2 separate regions of the Homo sapiens genome follow, and region 2 is linked to region 1. A link is a loop called in an ENCODE intact Hi-C map of the cell type or tissue named here. Cell type or tissue: Caco-2. All regions are shown on one strand. Links, peaks and the distances in the headings refer to the core of each region. The heading gives the core; the rest is flanking DNA.

The links. Hi-C counts contacts between places; a loop is a spot of excess contacts. Peaks named below come from ENCODE experiments on the same cell type or tissue, not always from the same donor. Only the 100,000 strongest peaks of a DNase experiment are listed, where the experiment ranks them.
Region 2: a loop joins it to region 1, with 8 times the contacts of the local background. A loop is called at or near these places in 1 of 110 quality-filtered maps.

Annotation. Positions count from the first base shown.
Region 1 is chr14:48,911,075-48,918,838 of GRCh38, forward strand. All of the region lies in intron 4 of LOC105378178 (a long non-coding RNA gene), which reads right to left. Among named protein-coding and RNA genes, the nearest start is that of RPS29, 670 kb to the right of the region's middle. In Caco-2, for the core only: no CTCF peak of the experiment used is centred there; a DNase peak (open chromatin) is centred at 3,507.
Region 2 is chr14:49,012,551-49,020,314 of GRCh38, forward strand. All of the region lies in intron 4 of LOC105378178 (a long non-coding RNA gene), which reads right to left. Among named protein-coding and RNA genes, the nearest start is that of RPS29, 570 kb to the right of the region's middle. In Caco-2, for the core only: no CTCF peak of the experiment used is centred there; no DNase peak of the experiment used is centred there.

The DNA.
Region 1 (7,764 bases), core at 868-5,867:
TGTAATCACAGCTACTTGGGAGATGAGGAAAGAGAATCACTTGAACCTGGGAGCAGAGGTTGCAGTGAGCCAAGATCGCGTCATTGCACTCCAGCCTGGGCAACAAGAGCGAAACTCTGTCTAAAAAAAAAAATTAAATAAATAAATAAATTGTTACTAAGTCCCTGATCCTCATTAATTGGGTAAGGTGCCCTCTATAATGCTCTGTATGTTACACTTTGCACTTATCTATAAGTAACTGAGTGTGTTTGTACATTTCCCCTAAACATAAAGTCCTTATGAGGACTCCATCTTTTCCATTTTAAAATGCCCAGCAAAGAATACAATGCCAAGTACATAGTAGATATCTAACAATTATTCATCGAATTAGTTATTAAATTAAATGAGCGAACAAGTGTCTTAGTCCATTCAGGCTGGTATAACAAAATACCATAGACTGGGTAGTTTATAAACAACAGGAATTTATTTCTCACAGTTCTAGGGCTGAGAAGTCCAAAAGCAAGGTGCTAAAAAGACTAGAAATCTGGTGAAGGCCTATTTCCTGGTTCATAGATGCCACATTCTTACTGTGTCCTCTCATGATAGAAGAGTGAATGAGCTCTCTAGGGCGTATTTTATAAGGACACTAATCCCATTGAAGAGGGCTCTGCCTTCATGACCGAAACACCTCCCGAAAGGTCCCCATCTCCTAATATCATCACTTCAGGGATCAGAATTGCAGCCTACCAGTTTTGGAGAGACACAAACATTCAGACCATAGCAACAGGTAAATATGTAAATGGAAGGTTGAATGACTTAGGTATCCTTTTATGCTCACAACAAGATCATAGAGAAAGCAAATATGTCCATCCATACAAATACACACATTTACTAGCAAATATAAAATGACCTTCAAATCTGTTCTGTAAGTTTAGTGAAGTCTAAGCTCACTGACTTTTTAAGTGCTTTTACCATGCATTGCACAAAATTTCTCTTGGATGGAGGGGATATGTATAAAAATATTCTAGAGGCAGAATTCAGTTAATCTGATAGAGAACCTCAGGCAATCAGAATCCTCTAAAGTCATGATAGCACACGAGACCATTTTAGAAGCAAGCCTCAGGTGCCATTCTGAAAAAGGAAAGGATGCAAGACTCACTACAAGTTTTATATCTTGTTTAAGAGCAAATGAGATGTCTAAAATATTTTAGCCAATCTAATATTTTTAAACCACTACTTTCACCCCCATAACTCATTAATATCCATTATGCTAATTAACAAGCCATTAATTCTGCCAATGAACACCCATTGCTAATGTGCTAATTAGCTAATATTTGGTGCTAGGAATAAAGAAAGCTAAAGCACTTAAAATAGTGCTTTTGGAGTGTGGCCTTGCTAATTAAATGTTAGTTGACCACCTCCGGAGTGTGAATACTGGATTAGGGCAACTGACTACCGCTCAGGTAGAGATTAAAGCTAATCAATGCACACACATTGTTTATGCTAAAGAATTGTCAAGCAGATTATGGTCACCATAGCACTCACTGTTTTACATGCACATAAACTCTGACTATTAATAATAGAACCCCGAAACTCTTGTTTAGCCTTTCCTTCCACAGAATGAGAAATTATGGTCTTAAGATTTATTTTCCAAATGCTTCTGCATGCACTTTACAAATGTGGTTTCTACAATCAATATTTAAAGGAGAAAAGAAAATATATTTGATGTACCTATCCAAATATTTAGCATTACACCTCAGAGGAAAATGTATCTTCGTGTCTTTATTATGTCATCAGCTTATGGCTTGAAGCATAAAGATAAATTTCTTCAAAGTCCTTCTTTTTATTAACAAGATAGAAAATAAATATGAACTTTTAACAATCCAAGATACAATCCTTTCTTCCTTAATATCCTCACATTAATCTTTACCTCTGCAATGGTGATGAAAACCATGTAGCATTATTATTGTTTAGTCTTGAATAAGATGTATTAGCAAAGTTAATCCAAGGGGAATGCACACTATTACGCATCTGAAACCTGCAGCATTAATACAGTTCTCAAATCTGTAGGATAAACATATAACTTTTTGGAAGTCAAAACACAATAGATCAGCACACAGCACAGCCTATTTAAATATATTTTGATATATTTCCTTCCATTTATCTTAGATATAAAGACTAGTCAATTTCATATCTCAAATATGGTTTTCTGTGTTGTATGCTTGATATACTACAGAGGACAAGGAAAGACTCCTAAGTGTCAAATAGTAAATCTTTACTCAATTCTTATAAACGTAAAGAATGACAAAAAATGGACTCTAAAGAACAAAAGAAATGTTGTTATATTGAAGTAGTTGTAACTATCCATGACAATATAACAGTGGACAGTTCATACACACACACACACACACACACACACACACACACACACACACATCCCAACACATAATAGATTTTAATCATGTTTTCTCTTAAATACCATGGGTGTTACATAGTATAAATTAATTATTTTATCTCAACTTTGTCTAAATTAAGTCAAGTTTGGTCAAAAACACTGATCTCTGTTTTCATGTTGGCTAAGGCACTCTTTACTGTGTAGAGTTCATTTGCTCTGGAATAAGTTTTTATAATATTCTATACGTTCATCAAACTGATAAATATTTTGTGCTTGTCATAGTGGAAATGAACATCCTCAGTCTTCACTATGCCAATATGTAAAATGCAACTAATCTATTCAGATGAAAATTACAATGAGAGCAATTATTTTATTTAGGATTTACCCTAAGCAAACTTGTGGGGGGAAAAAAAAACCAAAACACCTAGATTTGGTTTACAAATGATTGAACTCCTGCTCTTGACACCACTTCTATTCTAATTCCACACTGCCATATTTTATAGCTATACATGGGTCGCCGATTGATTCCCACAGTGAAATCTTTCCTGGATTTACCTATTTTGAACATAAAACAATATCCAAACCTTCCCATTTTCCATTCCGTTGAAAGGTACTACCCTTCTATTATTTTCTCTGTTCCTACATATCAATTAGAAAAGCAAATGAAGTAATTTATACTATGCTATTAATATAACAACTGAATATGGGATCCCCTAAGAAACATATTTGAATATTAATACATTCATTATTCAACAAATATTCATTGAGTGTCTCCAATGCATTAAGTATTGTTCTATTCTACACCACTGGGGAGGTATTAGTGAAGACGATCAGTGAAGAAAGCAGACAAAGACACCAGCCCTCCTGAAGCACACATTCCAGAAAAGAGAAAGAGACAACAGACACTAGTATATTTGCATATTAGGAAATGGTTAATGCTATGGAAAACAAAAAGAAGAAAATAGAACAGGATAAGAAGATCTGTAGTATAGGGAAGGAGAAAGGGTTGCAATAATTGAGAAGGTGATTTATGACCAGAGACTTGAAGGAGGTGAGGAACAAGCCATTCAGACATGTGGGAAAAGTGCCGAGAGCAAACACTGCAAAGGCCCTAAGGCAGGAAGCAGGCCTGAGATGCTTGAGGAACAGCAAAGAAGACAGTGTGGCTGAGCTCAGCAGAGTGAGCTAGGTAGAGAGTAGGAAGAAAGATAAGAAAGATAAGAAAAAAGGGGAGTGGAAGAGAAAGTCAAGATTATCTAGGGTCTTGTTAATAAATAACTTATGAACTTAACCTGTCATGACCAAAAACAGTGCAGGATGCACCAGTTACAACTGCATACTTATTCCTTTATTCATTCAATAAGTTTTAAGTGTCCAATAAATACCAAGCACTAAGTGAGGTGTGAAGATCCAAAAATGTAAATGGTGCCTTTGGAGAGTTTAAATTTAGCAGGAATACAAAGCAGGGAATTACAGCACAAAGCAAAAAGTCCTATAATGGTAATATTTATAAGACACACTCATATTATACGAGAAATAGCTCAAAGTGCAGCAGAGAAGATAGAAAGTGGAGTTTCAGAAAAGGATAGGCAGTAGTTGAACTGAGATTAGCTGAGCAGAAATGTAGATGTCTCATACATGGGAAGGGCACTCTTAGCAAAAGAAATACAGTCATGTATTACTTAATGATGGGCATACGGTCTGAAAAATGAGTCATTAGGCAATTCTCTCACTGTGTGAACATCATAGAGTGTACTTACATGAACCTAGGTGGTATAGCCTACTATACACCTAGGCTATATGGTATAGCCCATCGCTTCTAGGCTACAAACATGTACAGCATATTACTGTACCGAAACACTATAAAAAATTGGAAGACAATATTATTTGTGTATCTAGACATAGACTTCAAAGAAACAACAGTTTTTTTAAAAAGACGGGAAGGTTTTTTTTAAAAAAGACAAGAAGGTCATTATGTAATGACAAAAGGATCAATGCAAAAAGAAGATATTACAATCCTAAATTTATATGCACCTAATACTGGATCTACCAGATTCATAAAACAATCACTACAATACCTAAGTAATGAGATAGCAACACAATAAGAGTGGGGGACTTCAATACTCCACTGATAGCATTAGACATATCATCAAGAGAGAAAATTAACCGAGAAACAATGGGCTTAAAGTACATTCTAGAACAAAAGTGCACTCTAGATCTAACAGATATTTACAGAGCATTCTACCCAAGAACTGCAAAATATACACTCTTCTCATTGGCACATGGAACATTCTCCAAGACAGACCATATGATAAGTCACAAGACAAGTCTCAATAAATTTTTATAAACAAAAATCATGTGAAGTATTTTCTCAGACCACAATGGAATAAAACTAGAAATCAACTCCAAAGGCACTCCCAAAACCATACAAATACATGGAAATTAAACAATCTACTCCTGAATGAATTTTCAGGTAACAATGAAATTGAGATACAAATCAAAAAAATTATTTGAAATGAATAAATTAAGTGACACAAGTTATCAAAACCTCCAGGACAAAGCAAAAGCAATGCTAAGAGGAAATTTTATAAGTCCAAAATGCCTACATCAAAAGGTTGTCATTAAAAAAAAATGACAACTTAATGTCACACCTCAAAGAACTAGAGAATTATTCACAAACTAAACCCAAAGCTAGCTGTATTAGTCTGTTTTCACAGTGCTTTAAAGATACATGAGACTAGGTAATTTATAACCAAAAAACGTTTATTGGTTCACAATTCCACATGGCTGGAGAAGCCTTAGGAAACTTACAATCATGGCGGAAGGCAAAGGGGAAGCAAGGCATGTCTTACGTGGCATCAGGAGACAAAGAGAGCGCAGGGGAAACTGACACTTTTAAACCATCAGGCCTCATGATAACTCCTTCACTATCACAAGAGTAGCATTGGGGAAACCACCCCATGATCCAATCACCTCTTACCAGCTCCCTCCCTCAACATGTGGGGATTACAACTCAAGATGAGAATTGGGTGGGAACACAGAGCCAAACCATATCATTAGCCGAAGAAAAGAAATAATAAAGATCAGAGTAAAACTAAATGATATTGAAACAAAACTATACAAAAGATCAATGAAACAAAAAGCTGATTCTCTGAAAAGATAAACAAAGTTGATAGACAATTGTTAGATTAACCAAGAAAAGAAGAGAGAAGATTCAAATAAGGTCAATTAGAAATGAAATGGGAGACATTAGAACCAACACCAGAGAAATACAAAAGATCATTCGAGACTACTATCAATGCCTCTATGTATACAAACTAGAAAACCTAGAGAAAATTGATAAGTTCCTGGAAACACACAAAACCTCCTGAGAGAAATAGAAATCCTGAACAGACCAATAAAGAGCAGTAAGACTGAATCAGTAATAGTAATAATAATAGTAATAATAAAAAGACAACAAAAAAAGCCCAAGGCCAGATGGATTCACAGGTGAATTCTACCAGACATTCAAAGAATTGGTACCAATCCTACTGAAGCTCTTCCAAAAGATTGAGAAAAAGGGAATGCTGCCTAAATCATTCTATGAAGCCAGTATCACCACGATACATAAACAGGAAAAGGCATTTAAAAAAAAGAAAGAAAACTACAGACAATAACCCTGGTGAACATAGATGCAAAAATCTTCAACAAAATAACAGCTAACTAAATCCAACCATACATCAAAAATATAATACATGATGATCAAGTGGGTTTCATCCCAGGGATGAAAGAATGGTTTAACATATGCAAGTCAATAAATGTGACACATTACATAAACAGAATTAAAAATAAAAACCATAGGTTAGGCCAGGCATGGTGGCTCATGCCTGTAATCCCAGCACTTTGGGAGGCTGAGGCGGGCAGATCACAAGGTCAGGAGTCTGAGACCAGCCTGGCCAATATGATGAAACCCCAACTCTATTAAAAATACAAAAATTAGCCGGACGTGGTGGAGGGCACCTGTAGTCCCAGCTACTTGGGAGGCTGAGGCAGGAGAATTGCTTGAACCCAGGAGGCAGAGGTAGCAGCGATCCAAGACTGCGCCACTGCACTCCAGCCTGGGTGAGAGTAAGACTTCACCTCAAAACAAAACAAAGTAAAACAACAACAAAAAACCCCATATGTTCTTCTTAATAGATCCAGAAAAATCATTTGATAAAATCCAACATCCCTTTAAGACGAAAACCTTCAACAAACTAGGCATAGAAGGTACTCACCCCAAATTAATAAAAGCCATATGTGACAAACCCACAGCCAACATTATACTGAATGGGGAAAAGTTGAAAGCATTCCCACTGGGCATTGGAACAAGACAAGACACCACTTCTATTCAACATAGTACCAGAAGTCCTAGCCAGAGCAAGCAGGCAAGAGAAAGAAATAAAGGGCATTCAAATTGGAAAGGAGGAAGTCAGACTATCGATATTTGCTGATGATGTTATCGTATACTTAGAAAACCCAAAAGACTCCTAGATTTAATAAACAAATTCAGTAAAATCTCAAGTTACTAAGTCAATGCACACAAATCAGTACCACTGCTATATACGAACAATGACCAAGCTGAGAATCAAATCAAGAACCTAATCTCTTTTGCAGAAGTTGCCAAATATTATAATAATAATAAGAAGAAGAAGATACCTAGGAATATACTTAACCAAAAAGGTAAAAGATCACTACAAGGAGAACTACAAAACACTAATGAAAGAAATTGTAGGTGACACAAACAAATGGAAACACATCCTATGCTCATGGATTGGAAGAATCAATATTGTAAAAAATGACCATACTCCCCAAAGCAATCTACAGATACATTGCAATTCCTATCAAAATATCAACATTATTTTTCACAGAATTTGAAAAAGCATCTTAAAATTCATATGGAACCAAAAAAGATCCCAAATAGCCAAAGCACTCCTTAGCAGAAAGAACAAATCTGCCGGTATCACATTATCAGACTTCAAGTTATACTACAAGACTATCATAAACAAAACAGCATAGTATTGGTATAAAAGTAGACACATAGACCAATGGAACAAAATAGAGAATCCAGAAATAAAGCCAAATATTTACAACCAACTCATCTACAAAGCACACAAAAACACAAATTGGAGAAAGGACAGCCTATTTAATAAATGATGCAGGGAAAACTGGCTAGCCACATGAAGAAGAATGAAACTGGATCACTACCTCTCATCTTATAAAAAAATGAACTCAAGATGGATCAAAGACCTAAATGTAAGACCTGAAACCATAAAAATTCTAGAAGATAACCCTGGAAAAATTCTTCTGGACATTGGGCTAGGCAAAGAATTCATGACTAAAACCCCAAGAGCAAATGCAACAAAAACAAA
Region 2 (7,764 bases), core at 1,857-6,856, 100 kb after region 1:
GGAATCTAGGAGGATAGTTTTACCCCTAGATGTTTGAAATTAGGAGCTGCTGCATAATGTATTAGAAAATGCATGGAATTTACAATCAGAAAATTTGGACTTGGGTCCTATGTACTAACTAAATGAGCTCAATTCAATTTCTTACCTCTCTGAACATCATATTCTCAGAAAGAATACGCAGATGAGAATTATGCTGATTTCACAGGGTTATTTTTAGGATCACATGAGTTGAAGTACAATCATGGAATAGAAGATGCTAGCAACAAAGGTAGGACGGCTAGTACACCCTTATTCTCTTCATCCCATGTCTAAAACTCCTTTCAAATTGGTCAGACCTCAACTGTATCAAAGATATTTCTTTCTTCCCTTGCTCATTTATTTTCTTTATCATTGCTGGCATATGGGCAAAAAGAAAAGTGGTCATGTCAGCACACACAAATTTCTTTTTGCCACATTCAATTCTTTATTTTTTGTTGAATCCAGTTAACTCTGCTCTTGGGTTTATTAATAATATAATTAATGGCAATTGTCTAAACACTTTGCTTCTCAGCTATTTGTTTTATTGCCATGAGGAAAAAACCATACTTGATTTTTATCTCCTTTCTAAGAGCAAAGATTTTTCAAATAATCAAATGAAGCCAGTATGGTTCTGTAGTCTAAGGATGTCTCATGTCTTTCCTGAGGAGTGCACAGTTAGCGGCTGCTCACAAAGTAACTGGGAGTAAGTGCATTGATTCAGATGCTTCATGACTATCTGCCCCATATTTTATTTCAAATGACATCTCCACCTGCCAATAAATAATCCAATGGTCGTTTTATGTTCCATTCTAGAAACCAATTTTTTTCTTTTTTTCAACATATGGAAGAATACTCACGGTTGAGAATATGAATTATTAAATAAAAAATTAGAAATTAAGATAGGAATTGAGAAAATTAAAAAGTCATTTCAATATCTAAGAAGGAGAAAATAATTTCAAACCACTAATCTTTAGAAGGCAAAACCAAAGCTTCATTTTACAAACTTCCCTTCTACCCTGTTACTTAACTAACTGTCTAAATACTCAATGTCTGAATTTCTACAGTGGTTGAAAAGCTGTGCTCAACTACTACGACGCAAATCTTCAGAATTAGTTCTTGATTATTTTCCTGAAAGGCTCAAGCTTAATACTAATTCTCTGGTTCATCCTTAACATTTCTATAGGAAATTGATAGATATCAATATTAACATTTCATAAATTCTACAAAATCTTTAAGAGAGTGACACACTTACACTACTACTAGTGAATAGATCCCAACCAGCCCAAGGGAAATTCCCTATGTTGCTTTAGGCCACAGTCATCATTAATAGAGTTATAACGTATCTTAAATTTAAACTTTATAGTTAGCAATTAAAGTTACTCAAAAGTGTCCAGGAAGTGATGTTAAGCTACCAGGGCATGACTGACTACAGAAGATTTAGAGATAAATCTGAAACTGGAAAGTTGACAAAGACACATGTTAAATTTTTTTATATTTTTTATAGTTATGTAGGCATTCATTTTTTTCAACAAACATTTTCTAAATGCCTACTTTGTGCCAAGCATCATTTTAGATCATTAGGATGTATCCGTTAACAAAATTCCTGCCCGGAAGGAGCTCAAATTTTACTAGGTGGGGACAGACAATCCACAATATATATAATAAAATAAATAAAATGTATACTATCTTACAAGTTTATGAATGCAATGAAAATAAAAATGAAGATCAAGATTGTTGGATAGTATGGGGAAGAATATTTTTATCTTTCATCAATTGTATTGTATGTACACCAAGAAACAGCTAATACTTAAAAATCATTATTACAAGTACCATTTGTTTCTTGCAAATATTCATTGGCTTTTATAGTACAAAATTGTCCATTTTCCCTACATCTCTTAAGTGTATTTGTAATTGGAATAAAATATACAGCTACAAAAGAAAAAAAGAGAAACATATGTCATCTTAAATCTGTTGGTATCTATTTCATTCCAAAGGTGATGTCACGTCATTCAAATTAATAAAATTATGTTCTGACACTGTATACTAAAAACAGTATCTGTAATCTCAGGGAAAAGCAGCTGCTGCTTTAAAACAGCTGTTGACCTAGTGTGGAACCAATTTATTTCCATTGATGTCGTAACTATGAGAGCTTCAATAACATTCCAACGTAGCTATACAACCATGTTTATTTTGTAGGTGACTGTTGCTTTAATTGCAGAAGTACATTTTCTTTTACATGTCTCTAGTGACTCCATTGTTACAGAAAAAATGGTGGGCAGCAACATCCAGAGGATGTTAGCCACAATAATTGAAGCTCTATGCATATTCTCCATCTCTCTGCAAAACTGCATTTGTTTCTCACTTAGAATTCAAGAAACATTAATGGAATGCCTACTAAATTTCAGGATTTTTGCAAGAATATAATGTTGAACAAATTAGGTTCCTTATCCTCAAGCAACTCTCTCTTAGAAAGGTTTGCAAAATGCATAAATAGCTGTAAATCCAAAAGATATCTGTAATTGGATAAACACACTAGATATTTTGAACTGTATTCTGATTTGGCCATTGTTATGTAGCATCCTAGATCTCAGAAATGTCACTCTAAGCTTCTTGGGCCTATTATTTTTATTTGCTTAATTTTTCTATTTCATATCACACTTGCAATTTTGAAATTTGCAATAGTGAATCAAGATATAGAAAGAGTATACTTATGAGTATACTTATGAGTAGAGCAGGCAGGCAAGCAAGACACACCTTTGTAAAGACCACCCTGTACAATAATGAACAGTAAGGAAAAGAAGGGATTAGAAAAAGGAGTGTATTTATTGGTAGCTTAGCAAGAACAAGGTCACCAATCAAAATAGAGGCTTCTAATCTTTTGTGCCACAGACCTCTCCTCAGAATAATGTTTTTAAATGCACGAAGTAAAATAAATAGCATTACAAAGAAAACCAATTAAGTACAAGTATCAAATTTTTATTGTCATATAGTAATATATATGCTTCTTTTATAGCACATTAAATCATAAGAGGTAATAGTATATCTAATAACACCTATAATTTTAAAATAGTGAGTGTAAACGATATTTTGAAGTATCTGCAACAACTGTGATGTGATATAAAAACATCTGTGATTTCTATTGATGATAAAGTCACAGGTGCTCCTACAGAGTGGTTTGTTGCCTTCATTCATAATTGAAATATGTGCCAAAGTTCATATGCATAACATGTTATATTTTACTGATTATAAAATGTACTGTTCACATGCCTGCCCTCAGTCACTGGCCCGTGGTACAGACCTAATTCTTACCAATGCTCGTGTCATTCAGCAATCTAACTTCCCAGTGCCTCACAAAAGCAACATCTTATTAACCTCCCACATTTTACACAGAAGCATAAACCTCATTATGCCCTTCGGACTTCCCTGTCACCAATATTACCGGACTCCTGATAATGTGCACTTGAAGTTCTATTTACCCAAAATGCACCACCATTAACTGTCATTTTTGAAACCACAAAAATTATATAATACTAATCATTACTTTAGCTTTTCAGAAATACACTAAAAAATACTGGTTACAGCACCAAGACAATTCTATTAAGACATACAATCAAGCTTAGATGGTTTGCAAAGTCAAGACATGAAGGAGGAATCAATTAGTTAACAACTGACAACAAAAAAAATACTTAAGCAATGGGAACTCCCTGAATTCTGTTATTCCGGGAAAAGACTGTCAAAGCTGGTGCTAAAAGATGAAAACTGTGTCAACAAAGGTAGAACATCTATTGGAATGCAGACAGACAGTCTGGTTTCTTCAGAGCTCAAGTGTAAAAAAAGCAAGACATACTGTTTGATTCATGTGTTGGTGTGGAATCATGTGGCATTCAATTTCTAGAGTAGTTTCGTCTATGACACCTACAAGAAATATTTATTATATGACAAAGTAGGGTCATTCACTCATTGAAAAGAGAAGAACCAGACATATAATTTACACATGAAACATCCTAGATCCACTCAGAGTGTTAGCAACATGCGGATCACATGAACACAGCAGCTTCTATGTCAATAGCTTCTCTGCTGTGCAGAAAATAGTGCCTTTGAAGGCAAAAATGAAAGGAGTGCATCTTAAGCAACTACAAAGGAATACTGATTTTCACCAGACTAGAAAAAGAGATGGGAGATATGGGAGATAAGATTAGAAAAGGAGAGGAAGAGTCAGACTCACAGCACTTAGGGAAAGTGCCCTCAAGAAAAGGACAAACATGGCCACACTATGTGCCCAAGGACGTGGGATCCTTGGCCATTGGGTTCCAGGCAACTCAATGCTCCTTGTACCCTGTGCGCCGCTCACAAACAAAAAGCTACAAAATTTCAAAACCCCATTATGACCTTGGAATATGGGAACATCATCTTCCCCCATTTTCTACTAACAGTAAGATTCTCAGATTCTGGTGCTGCCAGGCGGAACTGAGACTAAATTTTTCTATAATAAAAATAAAATCATAAATCATTCCTTGTTCTTGTTTTTTTCTAACAAGAAAAAAATGTGTTAGAAATTTGTGCCATATTTATTTCTGCTTTCTTAAACTGAACAATGAAAATAAAATGAAAATAAAATGTTGGAAGTCACACAATATGTGAGTGAAAAAAAAAACCAAACATTAAAAAGATAACAAAGAATACATATAGTAAAGAGACTTTGGATAAACCTCAAATAACAGCCTCAAACTCATTACCTGATGATTTTTGATACATGGTATAGACAGAATTCTTCTGTCCATAACTTATACTATTAGTCCATTTTTCATTTTCCTATACTTTTTCTGTGGCTGTTCATATTCATCCCCTAGTGTCTCAGAGCTGAAATAATTCTCTTCTGAGCAAAACTTCCCCTCAGATATATGTGCAGTTATTGTGTATCTCAAGATTTCTGAGTTGAAATTAATTTTTAATGTCTGTGCAATTATGTGAATCATTAAGATTGTGAAGATATTATCAACAAAGTAAAACAAAACGAATGATGAAGTTATGAGCTCATTAACCTCGACAGGGACCAATGAACTCTGTCTTATTACGTAAGACCGAATCTCACAGAGCCCACATTCATGCTGGTTACTTAATAAACCGTGAACAGAGACAGACACAAGGCATAAGCTACCAATACATTCCTTTTTCTAATCTCTTCTTTTCCTTACTCTTCATTATTGTAAAGGGTAGTCTTTACAAAGGTGTGTCTTGCCTGCCTGCCTGCTCTACATATGAGTATACTCTTTCTATATCTTGATTCACTATTGCAAATTTCAAATTTGCAAGTGTGATATGAAATAGAAAAATTAAGCAAATAAAAATAATAGGCCCAAGAAGCTTAGAGTCTCCAGTTACTGCAGTCATTAGAAACTGCACCAGCATCCTGATCCAGGTGGCACTGGGGTAATTGACAACTTCCAGGAAAGGGAGCACCCAAGAATGTCACAGAGAGAGAAATTGGCACAACCCCAAAATACTTTGTTTGGTGTGTTTTAAGCTCCAAATAGTAAAACAAAAAATGTCTGAAACATAAATATGTGATATTGCAAATTAGAAAAAAATAGGGAGAATTTTATTTTTATTGTAGAAGGAAAAATAGACATAACAGTTTCAATTCAGAATATAAAAATCACTACAGAGAATGGGTTAGAAATAAATATTAGTGGCTTTTGGAGGAATAGTACTTATGGGAGATTATATACATATTTTTAAATGATTACGCCTCTCCTCATGAGAGAATTATCCACCTCCACCCTATTGATATCAGCCTTTATGTGTCACACTTGGCCATTAAAATAAAAACAACGAGATATACCACTTCCAAAGATAAGCTTTAAGTGTCATGTTCTCTTGTGCCCTGTCGTGAGATTGGTATGACCCAGGTAGGGGCTACTTCTTCAGTCTGGATCCTGCAATGAAGTTGTCACAGCACAGAGTGACAGTTCATTAAGGATAAATAAGCAGTATAAGCAAGAAGTAAATTTTTGTTTTTGTAATCCACCAAGATTTGTAGAGTTTTCCTATTGCAACGTAACTTAGCCTATAATACAGGATTGGTGAGATTCCAAAGGCAAAAAGCAGGACCAGTGAACATCTTCTAGTACATACAAATGTACTCCAGCTATATACCATACTGTTACTTTTATCCTAGAATCCCAAGATAGACATGCTGCCTTCATCTTTGAGCCAAGAAGATAGTACCGGACCAGTACTGCAGGATACAGCCCAAAGTCAATGGTTTCTGCATTGTTCAACCTTTCTGGAGCACATAACTCGAAGTCTTGTATCTCATTAGCTTTGATAGCTCTACAGAATAGACCATCTAGCACTTTATTTCTCCTGATGCCAGGGGTCCTGTAGGGTTTGTAAACAAGACTTTGCCCCTTTTGTGTTAATAAGGAGTAGGAGGAGGTTAGACGAAGAAACTGTGGGGAGAAGAGAAGGTAGCATGTAAGAATCCCAGTCCATATACCCAGGCACACAAGATGTATAACTTTATTTTCTGAAATAATTTGATTCTGTATTTGACCTGTATTTCTTGAGGTCTTTTATTATTAGGTCAAGCTACAGTTTCAAGAGCTGATCTAGGGGGCTTCCTAAAAAAAAAACAGTAGAGAAGAAGGTTCTACATCATCAGTCCACACAGATTGTCACTGAGATATTTACTGTCCCAGTTCTTAAAGTTCCCTTGAAATTTGTGACTGGCAGGTGTTTCTGTGACACACCTGAGAAAGCCCTTCACGAGGCTGACTACAAACTACTTTGCCTAGCAATCTAGCAGCAGTTCCAGAACAAGGATCTTGCTCTCCCTATAACTGCACACTGGGAATCAGACCTCTCTGCTTGCATCACATTCATCTTTCCTCAGCTGGGCATCTCTAAAAGGAGGGGGAATTCTACTACCTTTGTTTGGGAACAAAATAGTTTTGTTGTTTTGTTTTGTTTTGGATTTTTTTTTTAATAGCTGGCAACTTCTACCTTCCTTAGGCTTAAATTTTCAAAGCAAATGCCAGAAAAAACCACAGACTACTTCTGCTTTGTATGCAACAACCACTCTACTCTGAGGTGGTACAAAGAAGCCAGACAATCTGACTGAATGGGAAGAAAAGCAAAGAGGCAAAGACAGGCAGCTAAATTTAAGTTAGCCTTCTGCACCCACTCAATATTACAAAAGCATTGTGGTAAGGCAAAATTTCTATGAGAGGCCCCTAAGATTCCATACTCTAATCACCAGACCTGTGAATGTGACATCACTTCAAGGTTATATTATGTGGCACAGTTTACCTTACAAAAGAGAGATCATTCAAGTGGGCCTGATCTAATCACAGGAGACTTCAGAGGAAAAGACACTTCTCTGGCTGGTAGCAGACAGGAAGCTAGAAGAGGAAGTCTCAGATATGCATGAGTAGGGCTCGATGCACACTTGCTGCTTTGAAATTGGAGGGTCCACAAGGAGCTGAGGGCACACCCCTGACAGACAGCAAGGACAGAGGGACTCAGACCCACAAACACAAGCAACTAGATGTGCCAACACTTGAATGGGCTTGAGAGCAGATTTTTCCTTAGAGCTTCCAGACAAGAGCCGACACCTTGTTTTTGACCTTGTAAGCCAAGAGCCCAGGTGAGCCCACCTGGGCTTCTGACCTAGAGAGCTGTGAACTAGTAAGTTTGTGTTATTTCAACCACCTTTGTGTTCACTTGTTACACAGCAACAGAAAA